2 separate regions of the Homo sapiens genome follow, and region 2 is linked to region 1. The links are chromatin loops, found by intact Hi-C in ENCODE. Cell type or tissue: heart left ventricle. All regions are shown on one strand. Links, peaks and the distances in the headings refer to the core of each region. The heading gives the core; the rest is flanking DNA.

Region 1 (15,216 bases), core at 4,186-12,185:
CTAGCTTTCACTCATTTTCTCAGTCCACATTTCTGGGGTGTCTATGCTATGCCAATCACGCTGCTAAGCACTTGGATAAATTATCAGCTTTCATTGTTACAACTCTTTAAGGGAGGAGTTATTGACATTCCCCATTTGCGGGGGAGGGAACTGAGACGCAGAGAGCCTGAGTAACTTACCCAAGGCCAAACAACTAGTAAATGGCAGACAGTGCCAAACTCAGGTCTGTCTAGTTGCAAATTCATGCTTCCACCATGAATAGATGACATGTTTGGGGAGGTGGAAATGACAGAGAGTTTACTGACAGCAGAGCAATTGGTTAAAGTTTCAATAGGGATTGACATTTCAGCTGAAACTTGAAAGGTGCACATGAAGGTTGACGGGACAGGGGACAGTGCAATGTGGGTCAGGCAGGGGCCTCAGTTCCTCCCATTGCCAACCACTCCCTCATGCTACACTTCCCCAAACAAGACGGCATGACTGGAGATCCTGGAGAGCATCCATTAACAGGCTCAGAAGCAGACCATGGACAATTGGCAAGAAACAGTGGTTAAATACACCCTCCTCTGTGGACAAGGTGCTTCCAAGGCTTTCCAAAAGCCCAACTGTATTTCTTTTTAATCTGTACATTCCTTTTCACCTCAGTGAAGCGCAATGACTTTTTCCTATGGTAGGCATTTAATAAATATTTGATTAAGTGCATTCAAAGTAGATTTTTAAATGAGAAGAAAAACGTATCAGATTGTATCACTGTTTTTCCTCTACCTTGTCTATCTTCCAATCTTACCACCAGTGGGTCTTAACATTGAGTCTCTAAGATTTTGGATGGCAGTAAGAATTAAAGTGGTTTCTCTTCCTTTTGTTAAGCACCGGGAGTTTTGTTGGAAAACACATTTGAAACTTCTCTTGGGTAGGAAACTGGGCTGGGCACTTCTCAGGCCTACAGTTTGGTTTGCCAAAGCACAAACAGCACAGTGATTTAAAGTCTTCCATCCTCTTTGAACTGCTTATTTAGAAAATTCAGGTTTTCAAGGCTCCCAGAACCGTGGGCCTGGGGACCGTGGGGTAGAGGTGTCACTGACAGCACAAACCCCGGGCTGCTTGGAGCTCTGGTATTGTTCATATTCAGGCATCTCTGGAGCTTGTGACAGCTTTACCAGCCGCGTGGGTATCCTGGCATTTCAGAAACCCGAGCCAGTGAGCCACCCGTACTTGGCCTTGACATTGAGTTAAAATTTCAGTCAGTTTGAAAGCAAACCTCAAATGTCCTTCCACGTAGGACATCACATGTGTTTCCACATGCGGCGTTGCTGTTTTCTCAACTCTGAATTCAAGTTGTTGCTGCACAAGCTCATAAACACTCTGTTCTTTTTGTTTTTTTTTTTTTTTTTGCTTTCAGGCACTAAGGGTAGCTTCTATTTTATTTCATTATTTCATTTTATTTTCACCTTGACAGCTGCCCAATAAAAGATTCAAGTGCAACCTCAAAGCCTGAGATCATCCAGATGCTAATCAGCAGTGCCAGCATCCCGGGTCCTAGAGGAAAACCAACCCTGGCATTAATAATCTACTTTTTTATGAGGAGCCAGTATTGACTTTTTAAATGGCTTTAGCTCTTCTTCTCAATGATTTTTTTAAAGGAAAAAAAATCCAGGAAATTTCTAGCCTGTCTTAATGAGCCAAAGTAGATTATGTGAATCTCCTGATCTATAAGACACATAGAATATGTTTTGACCTAACCCAGCATCTGAGGGCAGAGAGTGCCAGCTCCTTTGTGGTTTTTGGAAGGCTGGGGCAGCTGTAATGGAAGACACCAATCACAGTGGGCTTGCCAGTTTAGCCACAGCCAGGAATATTAAGCCTTATCTGATTAAGAGAAAGACAGGTAACCTATTTAGGATAGATGTAGTACTTCGGATGGGGAAATTTGCTGGGAAGTCAATCACAAGTAGAACTGGAGATCTTTATCAACGGCAAAAACGTGCATTTCCCCCCGATATTTACTCCCTTCCTTCACAAGATCTGGAGATTAGCACCTGCTGAAATCTTGTGCTGTCTGTGGGATCCACGTTTGAGGTCATTCTTCACGTAAGCCACAACTTACACATTGACTGGGTGGGGAGATTCAATAGCCACTTCCAGTCCAGAGGAAAATAGCTGAACACCATAAACTACCCTACCCCAGAAAGAAATAGGATGAATGAAAAGCTGTCACCCCAGGTGAGGGAGGCCTTGGATTCATGTCAGGAGAGGAAGGGAGAGTTGTATCTTTGGAACTCTGTCACAAGCTAGAAGAAGGTGTTCTGGAAGAAATACAGCTCCCCCCACCAGCAGTCTGTCTGAGCAGACACAAGCCTGTGATCAGTCCCTCTTTCATGGTCACAGGTAAACTCATTTCCCATAACTTGCAAGGATAGCACCAACCCCAGATGTGAGTGATGGAGAAACACAAATTATCAGCAAAAAAAAAAAAAAAAAAAATTAAGACAATAAGGCTAAAGATTATTTCTTAAAACACTTGAATTTCCCAATATGCCATCTTCATTATTTGGATTTCCTAAAGTTCAACACAGAACATAAGTAAAACAGAAATAGTTGAGAAAAAAGTTTATTTTAATTTTGCAGTTACTCCACATACACTAGAATTTTTTGTTTTGTTTTGGCCTAAATTGTCAGTATTTTTTCCCTAGAACTATCCATAATGCTACGTCCATTGTGGCGGAACATACGTGACACCTTCACCACTATTCATCTCTGGGATGCTATTTCCCAACTACACAGAGGCACTAAGTTACTTTTTTAAAGGAGATAGATCTGGCAGCAAAAAGTCTACCTTCCCGATCTTTACTAAATGGCATAGGCTATTTAGGTGAGCCAGACCAGGTTAGGCAGAAAAAAAAGTCCAACTGTGGATGTGGAGACCCACTGGATTAATTCATGAGGGTCAGTAGCAAGGAAAGATGGATCTCCTTATGATTATTTCGTAGTGGCAGTCACAGCCCACCTGATACAGAGATTATAAGATGCGGGGCACCAGGCAGGTCACCCTTCCCCAAAAACCTGTCCCTACTGATCTCACCTGGGGCACAAATTGTGAGCGTTAGAGTGCTGGACTTTTTAACCATGATGCGCATGTATTTGATAAACACTTGCTTAATAGTGACTGTGAGCCAGACCCTACAAGGGGCTAGACATGGAGAAGGGTCTTGAGTAGAACAAACAAGGACTAAAAGATTAGAGAAGAAGAGAAAACTTCCATCTGAAGTGGCCTGGGAGGATGCCAGGAATTTTGCAGAAGGACATGGGCAGAGGAAATTGTCGGAGAAGAGATGTGTGGAAAATACAGAGGAGGATGGAATAAACACAGGCGAGACTAGGTTGGGAGGAGCCTTCATGCCAGACTGATCAGGTGGGGCTGCATATTCTTGAGCAAGTGGAGATCAGAGCTGGGCTTAAGGAAGACAAAAGTCAGAGTGGAATGAATGGAGAGGAATCACAGGTAGGAAGATCAATTAAGAAGTTACTGTGAACACCTTCCAAAAAAGACAGAGAGAGGTGGGAAGAAGAGAGCCCACACTAGGGTCATGACCAGGGTCAGGGCGAGGAAAAGAGGGTTGTGGCAATGTGGTGGGAGAAGGGATGATGGAAGGAGAACACGCACAGCAAAGAGACAAGAAGTTCAGCTGTAGACACGCAGGTTAGAGGTGCTGGCGGAACCTGAGAAAATGGACCCTTCACTAGCGGGTGCAAATAAGGACCCAGAGCCCAGGGTTGCTGAAGACAAGGAGGAGTCAACAGGAGCTGTGGGCAGAGGTCAGTGACATGGGTCTAGGTAGAAGTGAGTTCATCCCTAAGTCTTCTAAAGTCTCCCATTTATGGAGCAGATAACACTAGAAAGAATGCATTTAGGCCAGTCCTTGCCATTAGCGTAAACTCTCTTTACCACTGGAAGAGGGTCCTGCTTATAAATCTGTGAGCAAGATATGGGTAGCCTTACGTAAGCAAATTAAGTCCAGAGCCTAAGCTTCTGCTAAGAGAGAACACAGACGGATTGGCTTGACTGGGAGCCATGGATATTAGGGTACAGAAGACATCCATCAAGACCTGGGTTGGGAAGGAGACAGGGAGATCCCCCTACAGAGGTAGGAAGGTCCTGTCCTCAGACCAATGGGAGAGGGAGGCCAAGGAGCAGGAGGGATAAAGGAACTTAGGGTAGATCTGCCATCCATCCTCCATTGCTCCAGCACTTCTATCCTTCTAACTTTAGAGGCTTTCTGCTTCTGTAGAAAAAGTAAGGCCAGGCACAGTGGCTCACACCTGTAATCCCAGCACTTGGAGAGTCCGATGGGGGAGGATCGCTTGAAGCCAGGAATTCGAGGTCAGCCTTGGCAACACAGTGAGAGCCCTATCTCTACAAAAACATTAAAAATTAAAAAAAAAAAAAGCAGGCAATGTGGCACAAGCCTCTAGTCCCAGCTACATGGGAGGAAGCTGAGGTTGGAGGATTGCTTCAGCCCAAGAGTGCAAAGTTGCAGTGAGCTATGATCATGCCACTCTCCTCCAGCCTGGGTGACAGAGTGAGACTGTCTCTAAAAAAAAAGAGTGAGACTCTGTCTCTAAAAAAAGAGAGAGAGAGATTAAGTGTGGCCTTTTACTTATTCATGCAGAATTGTGAGATTTCAGAAACTCTAAGATTCATTCATTTCAACATCAGAAGACCTGAGTTCATGCCCCAGCTCCACTACTAGATTGTGACTGACCATGTCTTACTCTCCTTGGTATCTGTTCCTAGTAGCTAAGTATCCTCGAACAAATAGTTTGGCATCTCTGGCCCTACATGTCCTCATTTATGCAATGAGAATTCTACCGCACAGGCAAGGTCAGGTGGCATAATGTATGTGAAAGTACCCTGAAAATTGTCATTCACTATACAGTTCCTGGTAGGAGATTATTTGTGTGAAATTTCCTGTTACCCCTGAGAAATTAAAGAAAGAAAAACAATCCTGTGTTACATGGGCCTCTTTGTGGGATAATGGGGATGAGCAGTATTCGCTTTTCTTCCCAATTAGATGGTCCACATACCTTTTTTCTCTAGCCTACCTTCCTTATGTGTATTATTAGACTTACAAACCCACCCAGAGAGTTTGGACACCTGTCCACAATGGGCAGCAAAGTCCCACCAGGCTTTCCCACAGAGACCTCCCGTCCCTCTGAGCTGGCCCATGGGTGAGTGAGGCCCAGCCCTAAGGACAGCAGCACCCCCACAGCTTTGGTGGACAGCACAGGCATGCCAGCTGGGGTACAACAGAGAGGAAGCTTACAGGGAAGTTATAGGCTTGGTTATGGGGAGAGAATTAATACATCAATCTCCTTCAGTTCTTTATCCCACAATACCTTAACACGGTGCTTGTCATATAAGCCTTTAATAAATATTTACCAAATTAAGGACAAGAGGAAATAAGTAAGAGGAAATCCTGATCCTGGTCTACACAACTTTCCTGCTGATGACAACACAGGCCCAGGTGACTAAGAGAACCCAGTTTAATCATGTGAGTCACTGTGAAGAATAAGCCCCTGGCTGTCAGTGTCACCATGAAGGACATCAGTGGGGCACTAAAACGTTGTGCACTGTTACAATACATTCTAAAAGCTTGAAGAAGAAGGGTGAGCTTACTGAAGAACACACAGTATATTGGCTTGCTTGGGCTGCCATATACACAGTACACAGTACACGGACTGGGAGGCTTAAACAACAGACATTTCTTTCCTTACGGTTCTGGAGGCCGCAAGTCCAAGATCAAGGTGTCAGCAGTGTTGTTTCCTCCGAGGCCTCCCTCCTTGGTTTGCAGGAGTCCATCTTCTCCCTGTGCCCTCAAGCGATCTTTCCTCTATGTGTCTGTGACCTAATCCCCTCTTCTTTAAGTACACCAGTCCTATTGGATTAGGGTCACTCATGTCACCTCGTTTTAACTCGATGACCTCTGTAAAGGCCGTGTCTCTTAATAAGTCCCATCCTGAGGTGCTGGGGGTTAGGACTTCAGCATAAGAATTTGGAGGAGGACATAATTTAGCCCATAACAGTCTACAGTAGTATGATAAACAGATGGTCTTTCCCTGCTGTATATACTTTGTATGCTAGGTTTTTTTAATTTGGAGATTTTATAAGAAGAAAAATTATTCATAACTATCATTCACAGTGGATTTCATGTTGACACCTTTTTCTTTTATGCTTTAGGTCCACCGGGCCCCAGGGGTCCAAGAGGTGACAGAGGATCCCAGGGACCCCCTGGCCCAACTGGCAACAAGGGACAGAAAGGAGAGAAGGGGGAGCCTGGACCACCTGGCCCTGCGGGTGAGAGAGGCCCAATTGGACCAGCTGGTCCCCCCGGAGAGCGTGGCGGCAAAGGATCTAAAGGCTCCCAGGGCCCCAAAGGCTCCCGTGGTTCCCCTGGGAAGCCCGGCCCTCAGGGCTCCAGTGGGGACCCAGGCCCCCCGGGCCCACCAGGCAAAGAGGGACTCCCCGGCCCTCAGGGCCCTCCTGGCTTCCAGGGACTTCAGGGCACCGTTGGGGAGCCTGGGGTGCCTGGACCTCGGGGACTGCCAGGCTTGCCTGGGGTACCAGGCATGCCAGGCCCCAAGGGCCCCCCCGGCCCTCCTGGCCCATCAGGAGCGGTGGTGCCCCTGGCCCTGCAGAATGAGCCAACCCCAGCACCGGAGGACAATGGTAAGTCCAAGCCCTCCCTCCAGCCAGGGGGACAGGGCAGTGCATGTGCTTGAGACTGAGCCAACCCCCAGTGTGTGGCCCCACCCATGTTATTTTTGTTTTTGTTTTTGTTTTGAGACAGGGTCTCACTCTGTTGCCCAGGCTGGAGTGCAGTGGCGTGATCTCGGCTCACTGCAACCTCCACATCCCGGGTTCAAGTGATTCTCCTGCCTTAGCCTCCCAGGTAGCTGGGACTACAAGCGTGTGCCCCCACAGCCAGCTAATTTTTGTATTTTTAGTAGAGAGGGGGTTTCACCGTGTTGGCCAGGCTGGTCTCAAACTCCTGGCCTCAAGTGATCCACCTACCTTAGTCTCCCAAAGTGCTGGGATTACAGGTGTGAGCCACCACGTCTTGTCCCCCGCTGCATATTATTTAACAGCAAAGGCATCATAGGGGCTGGCACAGGAGCCCTGCTGCCAGAACAGGCCTCCATACCAGGCATGTGTTTCTCTCTAAACGCCATTGGGTTCTCTAGTGCTCATTTGTTTTATGTATTATGTGTGTATGTATGGGACAGGGTCTCACTCTGTCACCCAGGCTGGAATGACGAAGTGAAGTAGTGCAAACATAGCTCACTGCAGCTTTGACCTCCTGGGCTTAGGTGATCTTCCCACTCAGACTCCTGCGTAGCTGGGACCACAGGGGTATGCCACCACACCTGGCTAATTTTTTATTTTCCTTTTTGTAGAGACAGGGTCTTGCTATGTTGCCCAGGCTGGTCTTGAACTCCTGGCCTCAAGCAACCCTCCTGCCTCAGTCTTGCAAAGTGCTGGGATTCCAGGTGGGAGCCACTGCACCTGGCTCTTGCACTTGTTTATTTATAGGAGCCAGCCCTCAGAAGACAAACACAATGCAAAACATTTCCTTCAGGGAAGCCTGCTGGCCGCCCTGAGCGCTCTTCCCTCGTTTTACATCCTCACTCTGGAGATAGATGGGCTCCCTCGGTTAGCTCCATCAACATGTGGATGGAACCCTCTGCTATTGATGACTACATTTAATTTCTTTTTGAGAAAGGTGTTAGATGTTACGGTGCCTTCTAGTCTTTTGATAATTAAACCTTTGGCAAAACTCGAATGTTTGGTTAGCAACCAAGCCTATTTTTCTCTCCTTTGACCCAACCGCTATTCTACTTGATTTTGGTCGGTGAGGCCCGGGTTATTTTTGTTGATCCGTGAGCCCAGTTTTGGTGCTGGGTTCTCACATCCAAGTGTTCCTGGGTTCCGTATGATTCCAGACTGACGCTGAACATCTGTGCCTGCCCTGCTTCTTGTTGTTGCTTCTGTTATTTCTGTCATTGTGAAGACGGATCCAGACACAGAAGAACAAAGACCCAGTCAAAGATCTTTTCCAGATTATGTGGTTTTGGCTTGTGCTCTGCAGTCCACTTTGGGTCATGCTTGCTGCGAGCACGTCCGTGAACGTCAGCTGTGGGCCTCGTGCAGGGACGCTCAGGCTGCTCCCAGCGGGACCACAGTTTTGGCCTCTGAAACACAGCTGAAGAAAGGCAGAGTGCTTTCTGTGATCTTTTAATCAATGTTTTCCACTTTTGCATTCCTAGGCTGCCCGCCTCACTGGAAGAACTTCACAGACAAATGCTACTATTTTTCAGTTGAGAAAGAAATTTTTGAGGATGCAAAGCTTTTCTGTGAAGACAAGTCTTCACATCTTGTTTTCATAAACACTAGAGAGGAACAGGTATGCCTGCCACATACTTGGTTGGGGAAAACTATAATTTAAGGATAGTTTACATCTGGAAATTGCAGGCTTGTTGGGGATTCAGAGATATCACGAATTCCTAGTCACGTAAACATGGGAGGCAACATTACAGAGATTTGGGTTTCATCCAGTGGCTAGAAGCATTCGTGGCATTGGAATTGTATCTTCATGATTCTTCCTGGAAGATATTGCCTATCAAGCCTGGAGATGTGTGGCTCCTTCTGGTGGCTGTTGAAATAATTATAATGCAGAGAAGCTTGAGGGCTGCCACCAGGCACCTGTGGGGACAGAGAGAGGCATGAACACTGTAGGGATGGAGTGGGGTGCAAGGGACCACGCATGGCTCCAGAGGAGTCAGGAAGAGCGAAGAAGGCTGAGGAGGCAGAGCCCACGCATGCTAATGCTAGTGTCCACTCATTAGACCCTCTATATGCCAGGCACCGTGAGAGGCATTTGCTCCCTTGAACCTCACAGCAACCCTAGAACATAGGTATTATTATTACCCTCATTTGACGGCTAGGAAAACTGAGGCCCGGCAAGGTTTATGCAGACTGAGACCAAAACTGCAGCCCATCTAGCAACAATGCAGCGCTTTCTTTGATACCACACCAATTCCAGTGGCCTCCTCCCTTCTCCCTAAGTTATCTCCAGCAGACACAATCCTGTAAACAGATGTTTCCTGTAGTAACTGACTGGAATGAGCACACGGCAGACAGTGACCAAGCACCTGGGCTTTAGAATACACAGACCAGGGCCCAAGCCCAGCTCAGCTACTTCTCATGTTTGTTCAGTGGGTTGTTATAAAAGCTTGGAGACACACTGCGTGCAACACACTGCACGTGGGGCCCAGCCCAGAGGAAGTGCCCAAGAATATCATGACTATTCCTATGATTAGGACATGGGAGAAATGGGTGGGTGGTAGGAGGAAGTGGGACCAATGGACATTCACTGGGTTGTCTGAGTGATTTAGAGGAAGAGCCTCACTTTAACATCCGTTGTAAACTTGTAAGAGGAAAAAAGTCAAAGCCCCCCAAACAGCACAAAACAAAGCAAGTAGCAAGAAAAAAGCAGAAAGCAAAAGCAGGCTACACATTCTGACAACCATCCTCTTTTAAATTGTCCTTTTTTCTAAATGTTAAATAAAAGAAAAAGGCCTGAGACATCTGTTCTGAAAAATAGTCACGCACCACCCCTGCTTTGTTTTTCAGCAATGGATAAAAAAACAGATGGTAGGGAGAGAGAGCCACTGGATCGGCCTCACAGACTCAGAGCGTGAAAATGAATGGAAGTGGCTGGATGGGACATCTCCAGACTACAAGTAAGTACTCAGAAGCTTCCAGATTGGTGGTCAGGCTCTCACTGTTCTGTTGTCACTTCTTGCCCGACTCCCAACAGTTTCTTCCTTAATGACCTCGTGTCCTAGACGCTCCTCCCAAACCGGGGCTCCTGGTACCAGTTGCATATTTCCCCTGGGGAAATCGTGGTTGACAGTTGATACGCTGTCAAATAAGGCTTTCCTTTCTTCTTTTCATGGAGTGAATTTTTTTTCATTTCTAAGAAAAAAATCATGAAACTCATAAAACCACACAGCATAATACTTCTGGCCAAGTCATTTTCTTTAAATGCTATGGGAAAAGATGATGAAGCCCAGGCAACCTCAGGCATGTTCAGCGTTCGCCCCAGGCGTGTTTCCAAGGACTGGGGAGCTCCCTTCAGGATCACACTGTGGGTGCCCCTGACCCCTAGTTGGGCTTCTAGGCAGAGTGTGATTAGAAACTACAAATGAGTAATTTTCCTGGCTGGGCACAGTGGCTCACGCCTGTAATCCCGGCACTTTGGGAGGCTGAGGTGTGCGGATCACTTGAAGTCTGGAGTTCGAGACCAGCCTGGCCAACATGGTGAAACCTCGTCTCTACTAAAAAAACAAAAAAAACAAAAATTAGCCGGATATGGTGGCGCATGCGGGTGATGCCAGCTACTCGGGAGGCTGAGGCAGAAGAATTGCTTAAACCCAGGAGGCGGAGGTTGTAGCAAGCCGAGATGGCGCCACTGCACTCCAGCCTGGGCCACAGAGCAAGACTCTATCTCAAAAAAGAAAAAAAAAAAAAAAAACTACAAATGTGTGATTTTCCTACTCATAGTAAGTTAAAATACACTATAAACAAAGTTGCATTTGCGGGATAACCATCCCCTAGAGGTTTGAAGATTCCCCATAAGTTCCATGTGACCTAAGTTCTATGAAAGGAGCAACAAAGAATAGAATCACTTTGAGGTACCTTCTTGGATAACCTAGAAGTCTCCAGGGCCTCATCCTACCCTAGGGGGTGTTAGCTCCTTCCCTAATTCTACCCAAAGATCTAACAATGACTGTATTGCATCAGTTTGATTATCACATCTCCATACTCTGGCTTTGCCTCTGACGGGTGTGAAAATTGCAAGGAACTGTAACAAATGAAGCAGAATTTATAAAAAAAATAAAATTAAAAAAAAAAAAAACCCTCTGAGTAACCTTTAGTTTGCTGGGGACGGAGAGGCCAGACCCTGCAGGGCTCCACCAGGCACAGGAGCATCACCGCATTGGAAGCACCTTCTGAGAGCACTAGGCAAAGTCCACGGTGTGGCCTCTGGGGCTGTCCCAGGAGAGGAGAAAACAAGGGTGTTTCAGGCCTAAGAGAGTCTCATGGGCATGGAGGCCTAGCCCTGTATCAGCTGAGCAGCAGGGAGGAGGGTCAGAGGTGATGGAGAAGCCAGATCGAGTTTTTTAAATGTCCCTATGTGCGTGTGCATGTGCATTTGGATAAACAGGCTCTTTTGTACTTTCAAATTCTCCATGTGAGTAGGATCAGAGGATAAAGGAGGAAACCAGAATAAGGCCATCTCTCTTTTGTTTTTATTTGTTTGTTTTTAAGGGACAAGGTCTCACTCTGTTGCCCAGGCTGAAGGGCAGTGGCACGATCATGGCTCACTGCAGCCTCTTATCTCCCCAGCTCAAGCGATCCTCCCACCTCAGACTCCCAAGTCCCTGGAATCACAGGTGCACATCACCACACCCGGCTAATTTTTAAAGTTTTTGGATAGACGTGGTCCACTATGTTGCTCTGGTTGGTCTCAAACTCCTAGCCTCAAGTGATCCTCCCACCTTGGCCTCGCAAAGCACTGGGATCAGAGGTATGAGCCACCGCACCTAGCCAGGCCAGCTCTTTATAAAAAATAAACATGTGGCGAAATATTGATTTGGAACATTAGAAGATTTTAGGTCTGCTCTGAAGGTGAGCCTCAGACTGCCCTTAAGGGCAAGTGGATATCTGCTGCAGGCCTGTCAGAGACTCGTCGGCTCCTCTGCGCCTGTCCTGGGGAGAGGAAGGGGTACCCCCTGGCATAATCTGGCACTTGAGACTTTGCCTGATGAGCCAAGGAAAGTGCCCAACACAGCAGGGACACACTTTAGGAGACTCAAAACAGTTGCAGGAATCACCATCTAAAACAGTAGCTGTAGAAGGTTGGAGCTGGGGATGGGATGGGAGACAGAGACTGTTTTTTAAAAAAGACAAAATTCTGCTTTTTTGACAGCCAAGAGCGCCGGGGTCTTTTTTTTAAGAGAGTTGGGAGAAGCTGAAACAAAAAATCATCTTCTCCACATTTTTCACTGCCGTAAATGCACAAAGGTCTGGGTTAGACTCACTAAGAAATTCAATCTTAAGCCTTTCCCCAAGAAAAAAACTGGATTGGCCCATATGGAATGGATTGAGCTGGAACATTACTGTCTATGCCAGCTCTCCCAATGTGAAATTTTTCTCCTCTTCCCTGGGGTCCAGCAAGAATTACATGATCTGGATGGAGCGCACCCGCTTGGTACCCAGGACCTGAGAAGAATGACGTCACCAGACACCTTACTGGGCACCCAGTCCCCAACCACAGCCATTTTGGAGCCTCCCAAATCCTCAGCTTCTGCACCCCAGCCACCACACAGGCTGTGCTTCTCGTTTTCCACCCAAAGGAATACATAGGAACATAAAAATCCCCAGGATCAAATTTTAAAAGCAAGAATAAGTTAGACAGGCGTGTTATGAGGTCTCAATAACCAAAGGCTAATTTAATTTGACATGTAATAATAAACATTGCACAAACTAGAAAGAAAGCCAGTGCAGCCGAGGGAGGGAGTGCATCAGCTAGATGCTAGAGGGATCTAGCATCAGCAAGATCGGGGTTCTGGGCCTTGACCCAGCAACACTCAAAGCTGCAAGGCCTCGTGTGAGTTGCTCAACTCTGCAAAACCTCCATGTCCCCATTTATAAGATGAATTTTCCAAAATACCTATGTCAGTATTGTGAAAATAAAGTGTGATAGCTGTATGCAAAGCATTTAGTCGAGGGCTTGGCACATAGGAAGTGCTCAAGAAATAGTACCTGCTGGTATTGGTATATTATTGCTATTATCATCATAATTATTATCATATTAGTTAGCAGTTGCAGATAAATACTACATAGAATGTATATATTTTACAGTATCCTGATTGGGATGTCCACACAGTGTCTCACTCAAGTCCCACAACAGGTGTGTGAAGAAGACAAGAAAAACGTTCTCTGCATGGCCTGGGAATGGGGACTGGGCTTCAGGCTCTCAAGGGTCTCCTACCAGCATAAACCGCCCCAAATATGTCTCCTCCTAGTCAGACTCACTTTTACTCTCCTTGTCTTTGCATCTGTGGCCTCCAAGGATTGGCCCATCCACCTCCCTTTCCCCTGCCGCCAGCAGTGATTTCTGGAACAGATCATCGCAGGAGACGATTATGAACAATTATTCACCAACAAATTGGATGACCTAGAAGAATGGATAAATTCCTAGAAACCTACAGCCTACCAAGACTGGATCCAGAAGAAATAGAAAGCGTAGGCTGAGGTGGGAGTATCATTTGAGGCCAGGAGTTCAAGACCAGCCTGAGCAATAGAGCAAGACCCCATCTCTTAAAAAAACGAGGAAAAAAAAAGGAAGAAATAGCCTGGCCAGCCTAATAACAAAGAAGGAGATTGAAGTAGCAATCAGAAACCTCCCAGAAAGATAAGCCCAGGACCAGATGGCTTCACAGCCAAATTCTACCAAACATTCAAAGAAGAGTTAGCACCAGTTCTTCTTAAACTCTTCCAAAAAATAGAAGCCGATGGGCCTGGCACCGTCCCATCCCTTGCCCAGGCTAGGAAGAATTAAGTACCACTGCTTTCCCCTTATTCTTTTCTCCCAACACGCGTGAAATCCTTTTAAAACAGTTTGCAGGTTTTGTGGTTACTGTTAAAGAGCAAATAGACGAGGGATAAAAGGCTCTCTCCTCTGCGTCTCGGCCTCACCTCATTTTTCATGCTGAGACCTGGTTGAGAAAGAGAGTGCTGGAACAGACAGAAGGCAATAGTGACATGGAACAGAAGCCAAAGGCTTAGGGGACACACAGATTGAGCTCAGGCTTATTTCCCATGAAACACTCAACCTGACTTGCTGAATCTTATGGCTCTTTCTGCACCGCAGCAGGACAGGACCAGCTGAGGGGAAAGGGTGGCGTGAGATGCCACCTGCAATGGCCCGGACAGTTCCAAGGATGGGTCCCCAGATGCTTTGGATCCACACACCAATACAATTTCAAAAGAAAGACTGGCAGGGCCAACACAGATCAGCAGGATTTTATTTGCCAATTAAGGACAAGGCTTTTAGAAAGTACCAATCAGCAAATCTCAGCATTAAAAAAAATAATAATAAACCTATAATTATTTCCAAGAAGAGATGGCTGGCCATCTTACATTCACACACACACACATTGTCCTTATTCTTCTCATTTCACCAGGTCCTGTGAAAACTTCATTCTTGGCCAACACCCAGCCCCTGACTGGAGATTAGAGTCCATTGGCCCACAGTCTCATGATAACATTTGATGGATTATCTTGAAGTGTCTGCCATGAGCCAGCCTCTGTGCTGGCCTGCAGGATCTTTTCTGGAGTGTGGGGGCAGCAGTATGAGTGAGCAGTCGTCATTGGGATCATGTTTTAAAAAGGCAGGTTTCCAGGGCCATGTCACAGTCAATAGAACATAGCAACCCTAACTGTGGATACAGCAAAGAACAGGCCTTCAAAGGAGATTTCAACATTCCCCTCTCAATTACTGATGGAAAAATTGATAGGGATATAGTAGACACAATCAACTGACTTGACTTAATTGATATTTGTGGGATGTTTTACCCAACATCTGCAAATACATATTCTTTTCAGGTGCATGTGGTACATTCACCAAGATGAACTATATTCTGGGCCATAAAATACGTCTCAATAAATTTAAAAAAAAGCCAAAACTATCAGGCCAGGCATGGTGGCTCACGCCTGTAATCCCAACACTTTGGGGGGCCAAGGCAGGTGGATCACCTGAGGCCAAGAGTTCGAGACCATCCAGGCCGACATGGTGAAACCCCGTCTCTACTAAAAGTAAAAGACATTAGCCAGGTGTGGTGGCGGATGCCTGTAATCCCAGCTACTCGGGAGGCTGAGGCAGGAGAATTGCTTGGACCCGGGAGGTGGAGGTTGCAGTGAGCTGACATCGCACCACAGCACTCCAGCCTGGGTGACAGAGCGAGACTCCATCTCAAAAAAAACAAAAACAAAAAGGAACTAGAACTATATAGAGTATGTTTTCTGACCAAAATAATTAAATTAGACATAGATAGAAAAATGTCTGTAAAATCCCAATTATTTTAAACCAC
Region 2 (15,216 bases), core at 4,034-12,033, 160 kb before region 1:
ATCCCAGCAGGCAGCACAAATGGACTGTGGCTCTCTCTCCTCCAGTATTCTGCCTTGCCTTGATCTCCCTGGACTCTCAGCTTCTCTTCTACCCAAGGTGCCCATCAGGCTCTGCCCAAGTTCCTTTTATCACAGGCTGGAAACTCTCTCAAGGCAGAAAGCTGGAGAAACTACAGCGTTCAGCTTGTTTGTTTCCCATCTCTCATCTGTCCTTCGTGGCTGCTCTGGCTGCTGTGTGTTGGAGCCTGGAGTGGAGAAGGTGCCAAGGTGGGCGTGGGGAGGCCCTTTGGAAGGTTAGTGCAGCAGCTCAGATGGGCTATGATGGCCTCTACATGGGGGATGCAGTGGAGATGGAGAGACAGAGAAGTTTGAGATGTATTTCTAAGGTAGAAGCAGGGCTTGGTGAGGATGTAGAGTTGAGGGAGAGGGAGGAGTCAAGGGTGATTGGGCTTTTTCATCAGTATAAAGGTGATACTAGCATGGGGCTGGGGTGAGGGGAAGATGAGATGATGCTTCCTCCAGATTCTGAAACTTTAGTCTGAATGCAAGGCCTGGCTGCTGCTTCTGGGGGTGGGGAAGCTTGCCTGTGACCTGGAGGACCTGCAGGCCATCTTTGAGTTCAAAGCATCTTCAGCTCCATGGCTCAGTCCTTTCCAATCACATTCTTCTCTTCTTTCCTTTTCCCTTCTTTTCTCCCTGATCCCCAGCTCAATTCTCAATTCCTCCCAGAGCTCTTGACCAGAGAAATCCTGATCAGCTGATGATCTGCATGTGACCATGACCTTCCGTCTTCATATCCTCCAGAGTGGGGCTCAGAGGAGGCTCCACACTGAGGACCTGTGGGGCCCAACTCACTCTGTGCTGAAGGTGACAGGGTGGGGGGAGGAAGGCACTCATCCAGGATTCCTTCTTTTTTTAGAGATGGGTTTCACTCTGTTGCCCAGGCTGGAGTACAGTGGCATGATCCTAGCTCACTGCAGCCTCAAACTCTTGGGCCTAAGCAATCCTCCTGCCTCAGCCTGATGAGTAGCTGGGACTACAGATGCATGCCACCACACCCAGCTGATTTTTAAATTTTTTGTCTCACTATGTTGCCCAGGCTGGTCTTGAATTCATGGCCTCAAGTGACCTTCCTTCCCTGGCTTCCCAAAGCCCCGGGATGAGCCACCGCACCTGGTCCCAGGACTGTTCCTTAAAATTATCCTTAGAAAAGTTGCTAAGCCTGTTTTCTCATCAGTAGATCTATGAATCTGGCTCATTATCACAGCTGACATCATAGCCTTAGGGGTTTCTTGTTTGTTTTTTACCTTATCATTCTTCTGTTTGAATTTTTTTATTGTAGTCAAATATATATATTTATCATCTTAGCTATTTTTCAGTGTATAGTTCAGTGGCTTTAAGTATATTCACATTGTTGTGCAACCATCACCACCATCCATCTCCAGAATTCTTTTCATCCTGCCAAATGGAATCTTTGTGCCTGTGAAACAACTCCCCATCCCCCCCCCGGCAACCACCATTCTACTTTCTATCCCTATGCATTTTACTCTCTCTCTCTCTCTCTTTTTTTTTTTTTTTTTTTGAGATGGAGTCTCACTCTGTCGCCCAGGCTGGAGTGCAGTGGCGCGATCTCGGCTCACTGCAACCTCTGCCTCCGGGTTCAAGCGATTCTTCCACCTCAGCCTCCCAAGTAGGTGGGACTACAGGTGCCAGCCACCATGCCTGGCTAATTTTCGTATATTTAGTAGAGACAGGGGTTTCAGTATGTTGGCGAGGCTGGTCTCAAACTCCCGACCTCGTGATTGACCTGCCTTGGCCTCCCAAACTGCTGGGATTACAGGCGTGAGCCACCACGTCTGGCGGCATTTTACTCTCTTTTATAAGTAGAATCATATTGGTCCTTTTGTGACTGGCTTATTTCACAAAGCATAATGCCTCAAGTTTTATCCGTGTTGTAGCATGTGTTAGAATTTCCTCCCTTTTAAAGACTGAATCATATTCCACTGTATGGCTATACCATATTTTGTTTATCCATTCATTCAACAGTGAACACTAGGTTGTTCCACCTTTTGGCTATTGTGAGTAATGTTGCTATGAGCCTGGATGTACATCTATTTGTTACCCTGCTTTCACCTCTTTTGGGTCCCAGAAATAGAATTCCTGGACTATATGGTAATTGTGTGTTTAATTTTTGGAGAAATCACCATACTGTTTTCCATAGTGGCTGTACCATTTTACATTCCCACCAGCAATGCACAAAAGTTCTAATTTCTCCGCATCCTCGCCAACACTTATTTTGTTTTGTTTTTTTTTTTAAATAGCCATCTTACTGGGTATGAAGTAGTAGCTCATTGCGGTTGATTCAAATTTCCCTGACAATTAGTGATTGAATATCCTTCATGTACTTATTGGCCATTATATGTCTTCTGTGGAGAAATGTCCATGTCAGTCCTTGGTTCATTTTCAAATTGGGTTGCCTGTTTTGTTGTTGTTGCTGAGGTGCAGGAATCCTTTATATATCCTGGATATTAATCCTGTATCAGATATAGGGCTTTTGCACATATTTTCTCCTATTCTGTGGGTTGGCTTTCCACTCTGTTTATACTGGCCTTTGAGGCACAAAAGTCTGATGAAGTACAATTTATCTATATTTTTTCTTTTGCTGCCTGTACTTTTGGTGTCATATTCATAATTTGGGTTTTAAAAACGATTTTTTTTTTTCGGCAGGGCGTGGTGGCTCACGCCTGTAATCCCAGCTCTTTGTGAGGCTGATGCCTGCGGATCGCTTGAGGTACGGTTTGCGAGCAGCCTGGCCACCATGGTGAAACCCCGTCTCTACTAAAAATACAAAAATTAGCTGGGCTTGGTGGCCCACCCCTGTAGTCCCAGCTACTTGGGAGGCTGAGGTGGGAGAATTGCTTGAATTCAGGAGGCAGAGGTTGTAGTGAGCCAAGATTGTGCCTGGGCGACAGAGTGAGATTCCGTCTCAAAAAAAAAAAAAAAAAAAAAGAAAGAAAGAAAAAAAAGAAAGCCGGGCGCGGTGGCTCACGCCTGTAACCCCAACACTTTGGGAGGCAGAGGTGGGCGGATCACGAGGTCAGGAGTTCGAGACCAGCCTGGCCAACATAGTGAAACCCCGTCTCTACTAAAAACACAAAAAAATTAGCTGGGCCTGGTGGCACACGCATGTAATCCCAGCTACTCGGGAGGCCGAGGCAGGAGAATCGCTTGAACCCGGGAGGTGGAGGTTGCAGTGAGCCGAGGTCACGCCATTGGTTAGTAAACTCCGGGCTGAAAATTCATATCCTAAGCTCCCTTCAGGGATCCCCATTTGCCCTGAAAGACAAGGCTGGTGCCCCAGTGAGATCTGAAACATGCTCCAGGACCAGGACCCTGTAGTTTCATCAACTGCAGACAGTGCGGGGGAAAAAGCATTTCGGTCTTTTCATTTGTTCGTCATGTTCAAGGTGCCCCCTTATGTTAAAAAATTAAAAAAAAAAAAAAAGAAAGAAAAAAGAAATCTCCTGGAACGGAGAATCTATGAAATGTTTCAATATGTATTCATTTTGGGGCACTACCTTTTACTAGAGCAAAGAATCCCCTACTTAGAGGGAACCAATGGATTGGTTACACCGTGTTACCAAGTCCTCAGGAGGGCAAACTGAAAAGCTGCAAGCACTGCCCGGCCAGTGTTCGATTGCTTTTGGTGGACTAGTGCGTCTGAGTAGCCATCTGTAATGTCAACATGTGGCAGAAAGTTTCTCCGCACCTCCCTCGCCCCAGCTCCACTCACCACTTAGTGTATGTTTTAAAGCAATAAAGCGATGGGTCTGCTTAGAGGGGGTTCTAAAGAGAAAGATAAACACGGGCTTTATTAAGTATACAGCAGGGCAATGTGACGGGCGACCACGAAGGGAACTCAGGGAGCCTCTCAGCAGCCCGGCCTCCTTTCGTAACAAAACTGGAGTCAACCCGATCATTTTAGGGGCGCTGGGTGGAAGGCTGGCTTTTCCAGCCAAGGCAGGATGTGCTGGCTTTTTCTCTGGAGGTGTCCAAGAGCGCAGAGAGAGTGTCTAATGGTGACTTCGGATTCTGGCCACTCGGGCTCTCCCTGGGTGACAGAGAGAGTGTTCCCTGCTGCTTGGTCTCCTTCAGGCGTCAACCAGCGCACGCACTTGGAAACTCTGAACCCGGAGGACGTTCTGTACCTCTCCATGCCCCAGAGCCGTTTGGGGAAGGGCCCACCTTACCCCCCGCCACCCCCGGGGCACAGCAGCTCCCCATCCTCTCGCCCAACACTTGCTAGGTAGTTTGGGGTGTAGAAGCGACCCCAGCAGCAGCGGCACCTTAGGTGCTCGCCGAAGGTGAACGCTGGACCGCCCCGGGAAGGGCTTTGCTCCCGACTTCATCCCGACGCTGGTGCAACGGGAAAAAGAGAGAGCCCGCGCGAGTGGGGCCAGGGCGCGCAGGAGAGGGCGGGCGAGAAAGTGCCCGGCGAGGGCAGGCGCGGGCCGAGGGCGGGGCGGGCGCGGGAGGGCGCGAGAGGGGCGTGGGCGCGGCCGCTCGCTCGGCCGGGTCGGGCCAGGGGGAGGGGCGCTGGGAGAGCGAGAGCGGCGCGCGCGGCAGCCCCGAGGCAGCAGAGCGCGGAGCCGGGAGCGCGGGGAGCGCGGGCCGGCGGCGGCGAGGGAGGACGGGGGCGCAGACGGCCGGCGCGCGGCGCGGCTACCATGGGCGTGCGGTGAGCAGCCGCTCGGGACGACTTCCTCGGCTGCGCGGCGCTCGCGCGGAGCTCCCCGGCCGGCGGTGCGTCCCCACGGTCACCATGAAAGGTAGGGCGGCGGCAGCTCCGCGGGGCTCTGGGCGGGGGGAACGGGCTTCGGGGCGCGCGGGAGGCCACGGAGGTGCCTCCCGCGCGAACCTTCCCTTGGGCTGCGGGCCCGGGGAGTCGGGGCTGCCAGGGCGCCGGGTTCGTGCGCGGACACTGGGGGCGCACCCGGCTCCCGGGTCAGGCGCGGCTGGAGACCTCGAGGTTGGGGTTTTGAAGCGCGCAAGTATTCCCCTCCCCATCGCGTCTTTGCAAGTAGTTTGAAGCCCTAAGTCGTTGTTTACGGATTCCCGTTTCCAACTTTTTAATTGAAAAAACCTGCCGAGGAGAGTGGAGGCATCGCCATCCCTCCCGGTCGCTTTTCCACGCCGCAGCGCTCCCCACGCTCGCCCAGTCCTCTCTCCTCCCGCCTCTAGCCGTTTCCCGGCCCGAGCGGTCCCCGCGCTGGCGGCCGGGTGTTTTCTCCGGGACTGGGGATGTTCTCCGTGCGCCCTCGCCACATCTGGCAATGATTAGGTGCCCGAGGAGTTCAGCTGGCTCGGGAAGTGCATTTGGCATCTTTCTCCATCAGATTCACCGACTGGAAAATAGTTGCCCTCGGTTCCGCGTCCCTTCCACGTGCCCGCCTTGGGGTGTGCCCACTGGTGTTTTGGGGTGACACACCTCAGCTGGTTAGTCGCCCCCTGCGCGGTGTCCTCTGCAGGCCGGTTTATGGAAGTGTCAGATGTTATCGTACTTTAGAAAGAAGCACGAGAAGGACTGCAGGGCAGCCTTCTGTTTAGTGGAAACACGGAGATTTGTCAGCGGAATCCTGATTTATGTATGAGATAAGTAACCGCAGCGGAGGCATCAAAGAGTCGTTCAGGAATGGGCCCGCGTGGTGTTTACACAAGGCTTCGTGTGAGAGTTGCTGGTTCTGTGCTAGGATAACACAGCCCTGCGTGGGTGCGAAATGCCATCTGACCGCGGTCACCCCGCTTCCAGCCGCCACAGACCTGGCGATGCAATCGCTTTGACTTCTAGGGTTGCCGTCCGAGGGAGGCGCCCGGGAAGCCCCAAGGCGCTTGGAAAGTAACTTTTGGCTCTGGAAAGTTTTTTTTCTGAAGGGCAGCTCCCGCGGAACTAACCGGAGCGATGATATCCTACCAATTCACTCCCTTTCCAAGGGCGTTAGGTGTCCACGTCGGGAGACCTCGGGAAGGGAGGTGACTGATGGCCAGGTGAAAAGTGGTCTGCCCCAGGGAAAAAGAAACAAAAGACACGATACAACTGCCTACCTAGAGAATTTCAAAATGCAGTGGCTTGCTTTCCTTCTGTCTCCATCTCAGTTTCTCTTCCCTCATTTACATTCTAGGAAATACACACATTCCTTAGCTGGCTCTGATTGAGGAGACTCCCTAGAAAGGAAAGAATTTCACATGGCTAAAAGTTATCTGGGGCTCAGTTATCATTTTAGCCAGAAGTGAATCTTCTCTGCTGGTCATTAAGACCAGTGGTTTTTAAAACTTGGGAAGATTAACCACCTACCCACTCCATCAGCTCCCACGTGGGTTCTTAAACCCTGAAACTTTTGTTATGCTTTTTACTGGGTAAAGGACCGCTATTGCACTTGAGACACTTTTCCACTTTACATTTGCACTGGAAAACATACCCAGAAGTCCTAAACACATTTTTGGAGAGATTTATGCTGCATTCTGGACCAGATGGTGGCCTACCCGCTGTGGTCTAGCGCTGCCCAGAAGCCCCATACACTTTCCGCCCCAGTCGGGGAGGTTGATGGAGGGACGGACTGGTGAATCCCCGGGTAGACTAATCATTTTGAAGCCCTCTTTTAAAAACGAAAATATTCCAGCGGGGCGCGGTGGCTCACACCTGTAATCCCAGCACTTTGGGAGGCCGAGGTGGGCAAGATCACTCGAAGTCAGGAGTTCGAGACCAGCCTGGCCAACATTGTGAAATCCTGTCTTTACTAAAAATACAAAAAATTAGCTGGGCGTGGTGGCAGGCACCTGTAATCCCAGCTACTTGAGAGGCTGAGGCAGGAGAATCACTTGAACCCAGGAGATGGAGGTTGCAGTGAGCCGAGATCGAGCCATTGCACTCCAGCCTGGGTGACAAGAGCGAGACTCCGTCTAAAAAAAAAAAAAAGAAAAAAAATATTCCATGAGAGTTTTGCCTACCAATTATTACCACGTAATCTGTATTTATTACATTTGTCTGAGTGGTGGGGTGGGGACGGGAGGGGCAGTAATAATTTTTTAGTACCTACTAAGTGCCAGCCACTGTACTATATACACTACAAACACATTGCAATTAATCCTCTCAACAGCCCTGAGAGTAGACATTTCAATCCTAACAGTATAGGTATGAAAACTGAGTCTAGAAGAAATAGGAACTGGCAACTAGGAGGATAGAGTAGGCATCTAAAGACAAGCCTTGTCAGTTACCCCGTGTGGCTTGGAAGGCCCTAAGACACCAAATAGATAACCTCTGGTGAAGATGACTGGAAAAAAAAGTGAATCTGAGACAACTAACTAGCCAAGTAACCCACAATTGGTGCTGTATCCAGGAAGAGGTGGAGCCAACCAGTTGCATGTGAGGCTTTGGAAGCCTAGACAAAAACGGAAAGCTGCTTTTACCAAGTGGAATTGTTTTGACCATTTGCCATAGGGAACCAACTAAAGATTTTCCCCGGGTTCCTGATTACATCAAATAGTTGTTAACTCCCCGTGCTTCAGAAAGCCAACATGATAGAAAGCAACGACAAGCCTTGTAAATTCTTAGAATAAACGTGTTAATCTAAAACATTCTTGGCCAGGTGCAGTGGCTCATGCCTGTAATCCCAGCACTTTGGGAGGCTGAGGCAGGCGGATCACCATATAGTGAAACCAGCCTGGCCAACATGTAATGAAACCCTGTCTCTACTAAAAAATACAAAAATTATCTGGGCCTGGTGGCGCATGCCTGTAGTCCCAGCTACTTGGGAAGCTGAGGCAGGAGAATAGCTTGAACCCGGGAGGTGGAGGTTGCAATGAGCCGAGATCGTGCCACTGCACTTCAGCGCAGGTGACAGAAGCAAGACTCTCTCAAACACACACACACACACACACACACACACACACACACACCCCATTCTTTAGCCAAATTGAAAATCAGTGGACACCATAGAAGTTAAAGAAGTTCATTTGCAAAAGCAAATATTCCTGTGCAAGTCAGATGCCTTTTTAGGGTACCAACGTGACTTTCTAATTCTGATATTTAAACCTGGATATGGCCTTTGTAGTGACCAGGCTCTTGGAGTGTAATCCTGCATCTGCCAGTCAGTCACAGCGCCACCTATCTGTTGCATTCAGCAAACATCCATTTCCTCCATCCCTGGAGTCACAAGTACCAAAATAATGACATCATTATATATTACCCAGAAGAAAATGACTTTCCCCGTTGCTGCAGTACTTGAAGTCTTCCAAACTGATTAAAACATGAAGTTTGTTTTAATTTATTTCCAATTTCATTTTCAATTAGCTGTACTACACCATCAATCTCATGGCTTTTTGGATACATATTCACATTCTTGACGAAGGAATCTGACTCCTCTAGAGTTACGTGTGTCGTTAACTAAATCACATTCTTGGTTCTTAAAGTTGGGGATATTGGTTAGTTTCAGTGCAGCAGCACTTGTTGCCTAAGAGACAACCAAAAACAGCTGCCACCACCCGGGACCACAGAGGTCCAAACCAGTGTTATAATTTAACACAGAGAGGAGGCTGGTGCCATGAAAACACAGTGTTCAGCTGCTTATTTTTGTACTTTTGTGCATAAATATTTCTGAAATACAGTTTGGCAATAATATATTTAAAATGCACTAGTAAGCAGTATACTTCTCCCAAAGTTTTTTGGGACTCACAGTCTTTTTGCTTTTTCAGTGTCTCTCTGAGATTTCTTGTTCTTAACTGGGATAAGCAAACAAGCCTATAAAGGCAATTGCATTTAACATTGAAAGAGTCATATTTTCTAAAGGAAAATGGAAACAAAATGAGGCCTTTTTCCCTTCACTGATTGGTAATAGGGGCTGCCCTTCTCTGGGAGGCAAATTTACAATCTAATTATACTTTTGACTTTTCATTAGTTTGGGAATGCTTGACATTCTTAATCTGAGGTTTAATTATTGCTAAGTATACATCTTCTCTGTGGTCTCCTATGCAATTTCCCACGGTTGTTCCAATGGCTCCAACCCTTTGCCATGTGGCTCATCCACTGATAATGGGGTGAATAGAAAAAGCTAGCCGATGATGGCTTTCAGGCTATGTCATAACAGAGTATCTCATTTTCCTACTAAATGCCTATTCTCATTATAATATTATTTCAAAACAACTCTTGCAACCGCTGCCAAATAAAGTTAAATGGACCTTGAAGTATTAGCTTTCAAATGGGAAAATGGACATTTAAATTTTGTGATAGAAAATATGTTTCACCCTGGGTAAAACCAGCATGTGGGTAATCTCTCAGGGAGGCCAGCCTAACACAGACTTCCCTTTAATAATAGCTAACATTTATTGAGCACCTGCCATGCCAGGCATTATCATTTCCTCCATTTTATGATAGGAAAACTTAGGTTCAGAGAGGTTGTGTTACTTGTCTAAGGGTACCCAGCTAGTTGGTGGCGGGGGGGATCAGTATTCAGGCTCAGACTGTCTGATTCCAGAATCACATGTGTAATCTCTAGCCCAGGCTCCCTCCTAGCTATGCCCTAATAATGCATTCAAGTCCTACATCTTTGTGAAGTCCTACTGTGTGCTGTCACGCTCCACTAGATACTGAGTGAGCAACGTAGACAAGGCGCTATCATCCGGACTTAGAACTGTAATGACCTAGCATCAAAGGTCTGAAGGATTGATGTGTTCTTCAGTCAGCCAGTGGAGGAGACGCTCTAAACTGGAGCTGTTGCAAAGATAAAGCAGATTTCAGGATTGCTTCCCTGTGTAGCTTATCTTCTGGGAGGTTTTGCTTACCGCTGATTGAATGAATGTGGATGGCCCACTGTAGCCACCAACTCTGAAAACGGCCCCTACACTCGTCTTGCTAACAGGTTTGCATTGAGAAAATGAAATATTGTCAGAAGTGCCATTTTCATGAACAGACTGTAACCACCGGTGAGTGATCAGTAAAAATAATGATACTACTAAGTATTTTAAACCAGGAACAGGGAAGTATAGACATTTTTCATAGAAGGTTCATTCTTTACTGCTGACAACAGAGTTTCTAACCACACCAACCATCCAAACCTTAAGGGAAGTAACTTCTTAGTCAAGCAGTGATTTGATTTCTTTTTCAGTGCATGACATTTGAAGAACCAAAACCAGCATCATACCTCAAAAAGGTCCTGCTGATTGCTTAAGGGTGTTTTGTAATTATACAGCAGTGAAAGCCAATATAAACATAAATTAGTAATCCCAAATTAAGATTCCAAAGAGATCCTAGGAGCTCTCTTAACTTCTGAATTTGTCATGAATATTCCATCAATACTCTTAAAAATAGAAAAGAAATGCATTTTTCAGCATGGGGGTTTTAAAATGAAATACACTTATTGGACTTGGATATATTAAACATGACTCCTTTATGCTTCCTGAATGATGGGATATCATACCTCAGTATCACGTGAGGTATTATTCACTAGCCTGTGACGTTGGATGTTTTACATTTGGTGTGAAAAACTCACTTGTCTCTGGCTCTGTGGAAGAAGCCACATTTCTTTTGCCCCAGTCATTTTCTTATGACAGAGAAATGTTAGGAAACTAGCTGATGTTTATAAAACAATTTATTATTCAAAGGCAAAACAGTCCTACTTTAAAGTAGATAATATATGCTTTAAAATATAACCATCTCATAAAATACAATTATGTTTAGTGATCCCAGGTGTTGAATCCAATCATTTCTGTGTGCTGGGCGAGGAGTGTGGGCTCTGAAACCAAGAGAGCCTGGGGACCTCAGGCAAGTCACTTAACCCCCTGGGGCCCCAGTTTCTTTATCAATGTGATGAGGGACAACAATGGCATCTACTTGATGTTGTTTAAGGATTAAATAGTTGTTTAGAATGGTGGCTAGTATGTAATAGGAACTCAAGTTGTTTTAGTAATTGTAATATTGTATTATAACCTGCTGCTTCCTCCCAGCAATAAGTTAATTGCCAATTATGAGCCATCTATGTTCATTTAATCAGTGATGTAGTTTAGACCATGAAGGCAAATGTTCAGTTCTGAAATGAAAGTAATTTTCAAATTGCAAATGTGTTAAAACAGACCTCAGGGATAGAAGGAGTGAGTTGTGCTCCACGTGGGGAAGTATTAGTATTGGTTGCATTCCAGCTGCCGTCACTGCTATCATCATAAAAAATGCAGGGATAATTCCCAAAGTGAAGTTTGTAATTGTAGTAATGAAACAGTTTTTCTATTTGTTATAGTAGTGGTAGAAAATTGATAAATATGTGTAAGTATATTTAGATTACCTAGGAGCACTGTTTTTTTTTTAGTACTATTGCTCACGTGCCTACTGATGACATGATATTTTTAAAGATCTGTGTTTCAAATCCAGTGTCCGGTTTTATCCAGTAAGGATATGACATCAAGGAATCACAACATTAAACAAGTTTGTCTCTAAATAAGTATTCGGACAGATGTATGTATAAGTATGTTTTTAAACCATATGATGTCATGTCTATTTCATCAGTAGTATTAGTTTTCCATTAAGCTGTCATATTTCTGTTTTATTATTTATAATTGGGCCACCAAGTTCTAACTAGCCTTCATTTATTCTTTAAACAAATATTTGGTATTAACTTTCTGTGTGCAAGGCCCTCTAGAAATGCCAAATAAAATGAATAAAATATAGCTTCTGTGCTCATGGAGCTTGCAGTCTGGTAGACAAGACAAGACTTATGCGTAAACAACTGGAATCCAAAGTAGAGAGTAGAACATGCCCTGTTTGAGGTTCAGATAATCTGGCTGAAGACAGGGACATTTTCATTTGCAGGAGAGATTTGAATTATAGTTCATATTTCAGATTACATTATATTTCATATCTTGAATTATATTTCATATTACATTAATAGGGCAAGCAACATTAAAGAAAAATGTCTTAAAAGAGAGGAGGGCTGAGCCTGATGACTCGTGCTTATAATTTCAGTGCTTTGGGAGGCCAAGATGGGAGGGTTGCTTGAGGCCAGGAGTTTGAGATCAGCCAGATCAACACAGCAAGATCCTGTCTCCACAGAAAATTTAATGGGTGCGGTGGTGAGTGGCTATAGTCCCAGCTACTTGGGAGACTGAGGTGGGAGGATCCCTTGAGCAGTGGCACAGTCTTGGCTCACTGTAACCTCTGTCTCTTGGGTTCGAGCGATTCTCCTGCCTCAGCCTCCCAAGTAGCTGGGACTGAGTACAGGTGCGTGCCACCATGGCCAACTAATTTTTGTATGTTTTGTAGAGACAGGGTTTTGCTATGTTGCTCAGGCTCGTCTCAAACTCCTAGCCTCAAGTGATCTGCCCGCCTCAGCCTCCAAAGTGCTGGGATTACAGGCATGAGCCACCGTGCCTGACCTGAAATCTCTTAAGTGTGACATTTCAGTGTGGGAGGTGAGAGGAAACCAAATTCAGAGTCTTCTTGAATTGTGTCTCTTAAACTCAAAACGTTGGTCCAACATTTGTAAATAATTATAGTATATTGCTTTGGCATAATTGTTTAGATAATCTAAACAACGTTAATGGATTTCAAAACAAAAAGACGTATCGGTGTTATTTTTAAACCAAAGACCTCTTTTTTTTTTTGTCTCCAGAGAAATGGACAGCATTAGTTTTTCTTGCCAAATCACCCATGTATTTGAGGCCCTGCCAAGGCCCTTATTCAATTTAAGGCAGAGATTCAAGGCCTCATTCTGACTCTCTTATTAACATGATTAAAATGACTGGATGAGAATTTTCCTCATAGAAGAAAGGGAAGTGCATCACCTCCACCATAATCACCTATGAATGATGAATGCAGATGTCAAGGTTTTGGATGTCGTACTTACTGATTACTTCTAAGTTCTTGCAGTTGGTGGCTGTGGGGAAATCTGATTTAGCCCCCACTGCCAACTTAGGGGTAAAAGTAACAAAAACACCCTTTCTCAGTTTTGTTAGACTGTAAAGGAAGGAATAGGGTACCCATGCCTCTTTATTCTAAAAGCAAGTATCTGCCATTTTTACAAGCATCAGAATTGCAAGTTGTGCCAGAAATTGGAGTCATTTTATGTCTATAATTTTGACTTTTGACTTGAAAAAACTGTGCAATTGAATCAAAAGTGATCCCATTGTTGCAAAACAAATTCAGTAAGCAGCTGAGTAATCAAAATGAATCTCCTGTGATACTTTAAAATAATCTACAAGTATTTAAACTGCTACAGATTCCTTCATCCATTTGGAGTGAAACAGTTGAATGGAAGGCCGATCTAATTACCCCCCTACAAAATATCCTGAACCTCAGATACTTTGTTACGCTGCATTGAGTTCATTCACCAGGAGAATACATAATAACTGTGTTCCAGAAATGCCAAGACTGGAAAAAGGAAACCATGCGGGGAGCCAGGTTTACATTTGTAAAGCTATAAAACCAGGGCAAATATTACCGATACTGTGCTTAGGGACATATCAAGATAAAAGGACACCTTTCTTCAGTTTTTACAGCCCAAAATACGTTAAGATAAATTTTCATCAATATCAACCAGGTACTTCAGTGCCAATTTGCTGAAGCCCAAATAGAACCTGCAGCACGCATTACTCTTTTGCTCATCAAGCTTTCCTGTTGGTCCTTCCCCCAAATAGTCACCTCAGAATGGAGTTTTGTGTCTTTTGAAGCCAGATGATTAAAGTTCTAGGATATTTATTTTGGACCTTAAGGCATAGTAGCTTTTACCACTGCCTCTGTCCTCTTACTTCAAAGAAAATTCATATTTATTAAGCAGATGGTATGTGTTGGATGTTTTCCATGTGTCAGTTCACATTTCCCTCCCCAAAATGTGTGAGATAGGAATCATTGGTTCCAGCTTATAGGAGACTGAGAGGCAGACATGAGCTTATTGCTATTACAAGGTGGAGCCAGTCTTCAAACCCAGGTCTTTGAATTTCAAAGCCCACACATTACCATTAATTCTATCAGCCTCTGGTGTTAGGAAAGAAGTCTTCCAGATATCACAGCAACATCAAGGGGACATTCCAAATATTTAGCAACCCAGGTGACACACTGTGGAAGCCACCATTCCCATATGAAAGCAACTCCTTGGAGCACTGGTCAGTGGAGAGTGACTGTAGACTCAGGGGTCCTGATGGCCCCAGGGATACAGGGGCAAGGACCTGCTACAGTGGGTGGTGGTGACAGTAGAAACAGGGACAGCTTGCAGAAATGCTCAGAGCAGAGGCCATTGTTCTTCAACCAGCTGGTTTGGAAGCACTTAAATATTTTAACAACCAGTGATACCATACCATTTTGTTCTAAGAGTAATGACAAATGTACAAGAGCTGGGAATGGACCCTGGTCTAAACACGATAGAGCAACCAATGGGTACTCATATGTAGACAGCGCCAGTGGGCCAGCATGGAAGAGAAGTCTAACTTCAGCCTAGTCCCTGTCCACGGTCCTTCAGGCTGGCTCCTAAAAATGTCTGCATTTGCTATGATGTTTGGTTTGGCATTTGTTGGAAACCTGCTTTGTGTCAAGTATTGAAGGCTCCAGCTTCAAACTGCGTCTTCTGTGGTTTCAGGTTGAACTCCACACTCTGGCTCTTTGGGGGCATTTTCTGGTTATCTGGTTATCAGTGCTGGTTATCTGTTGGACCTGAATGCTTTTATTTTTGTCTGTCTGACTTTTCCATTCATATAATCTTATTTTGCTTGTTTTACATTATTTCTTATCAAAGTTAGAGATGTACATAGTTTAAAGAGTCAGATAATGTCGTAGGTTTCCTGAAATTCCTGAAATTCTGAAAAACAGCAGTTTCCTACCCAGGCCACCTTCATTTCATTTTCCATTCCCCAGAGGTAACCTCTTGATAACTTTTTTTACCATTTTCTTGTGGCATTTACACCTCTTTCAGTTACCTGCTAATGCCTAAAAAACCATCCCGAAACCCTGTAGCTTAGAACAGCAGCTGGTTTTTTGCTCACAATTCTGCAATTCAGCCTGGACTGGACACGTGGCTGCCCTCAGGAGCCTGGAGAATTACTGGGGGTGGCCGGAATGGCTGAGGGCTCCCTGGCTGGTCTCACGTTTTCCCTGCTCTCATCCTCCAGTGATTCTCTCTCTCCAGGTGGCCTCTAGTTCAGCAGGGGAGGTGAACTTTTCACAGAGCCACTGGCTACCAAGAGTGT

Evidence for each region. Hi-C counts contacts between places; a loop is a spot of excess contacts. Peaks named below come from ENCODE experiments on the same cell type or tissue, not always from the same donor. Only the 100,000 strongest peaks of a DNase experiment are listed, where the experiment ranks them.
Region 2: it touches region 1 in a loop (2.2-fold over the local background); 5 of 110 quality-filtered maps call a loop at or near these places.

Annotation. Positions count from the first base shown.
Region 1 is chr18:326,250-341,465 of GRCh38, reverse strand. It overlaps COLEC12 (collectin subfamily member 12), which reads left to right. Exons shown (of 10, transcript NM_130386.3): 6 at 6,236-6,724; 7 at 8,323-8,459; 8 at 9,689-9,798. Among named protein-coding and RNA genes, the nearest start is that of THOC1, 66 kb to the right of the region's middle. In heart left ventricle, for the core only: no CTCF peak of the experiment used is centred there; DNase peaks (open chromatin) are centred at 6,610 and 8,205; H3K27ac peaks cover 2,471 bases.
Region 2 is chr18:490,121-505,336 of GRCh38, reverse strand. COLEC12 (collectin subfamily member 12) reads left to right here and starts at 4,636. Exons shown (of 10, transcript NM_130386.3): 1 at 4,636-4,829. The coding sequence starts at 4,823. In heart left ventricle, for the core only: CTCF peaks have their summits at 4,983 and 8,182; DNase peaks (open chromatin) are centred at 4,476 and 5,261; H3K4me3 peaks cover 2,427 bases; H3K27me3 peaks cover 3,605 bases.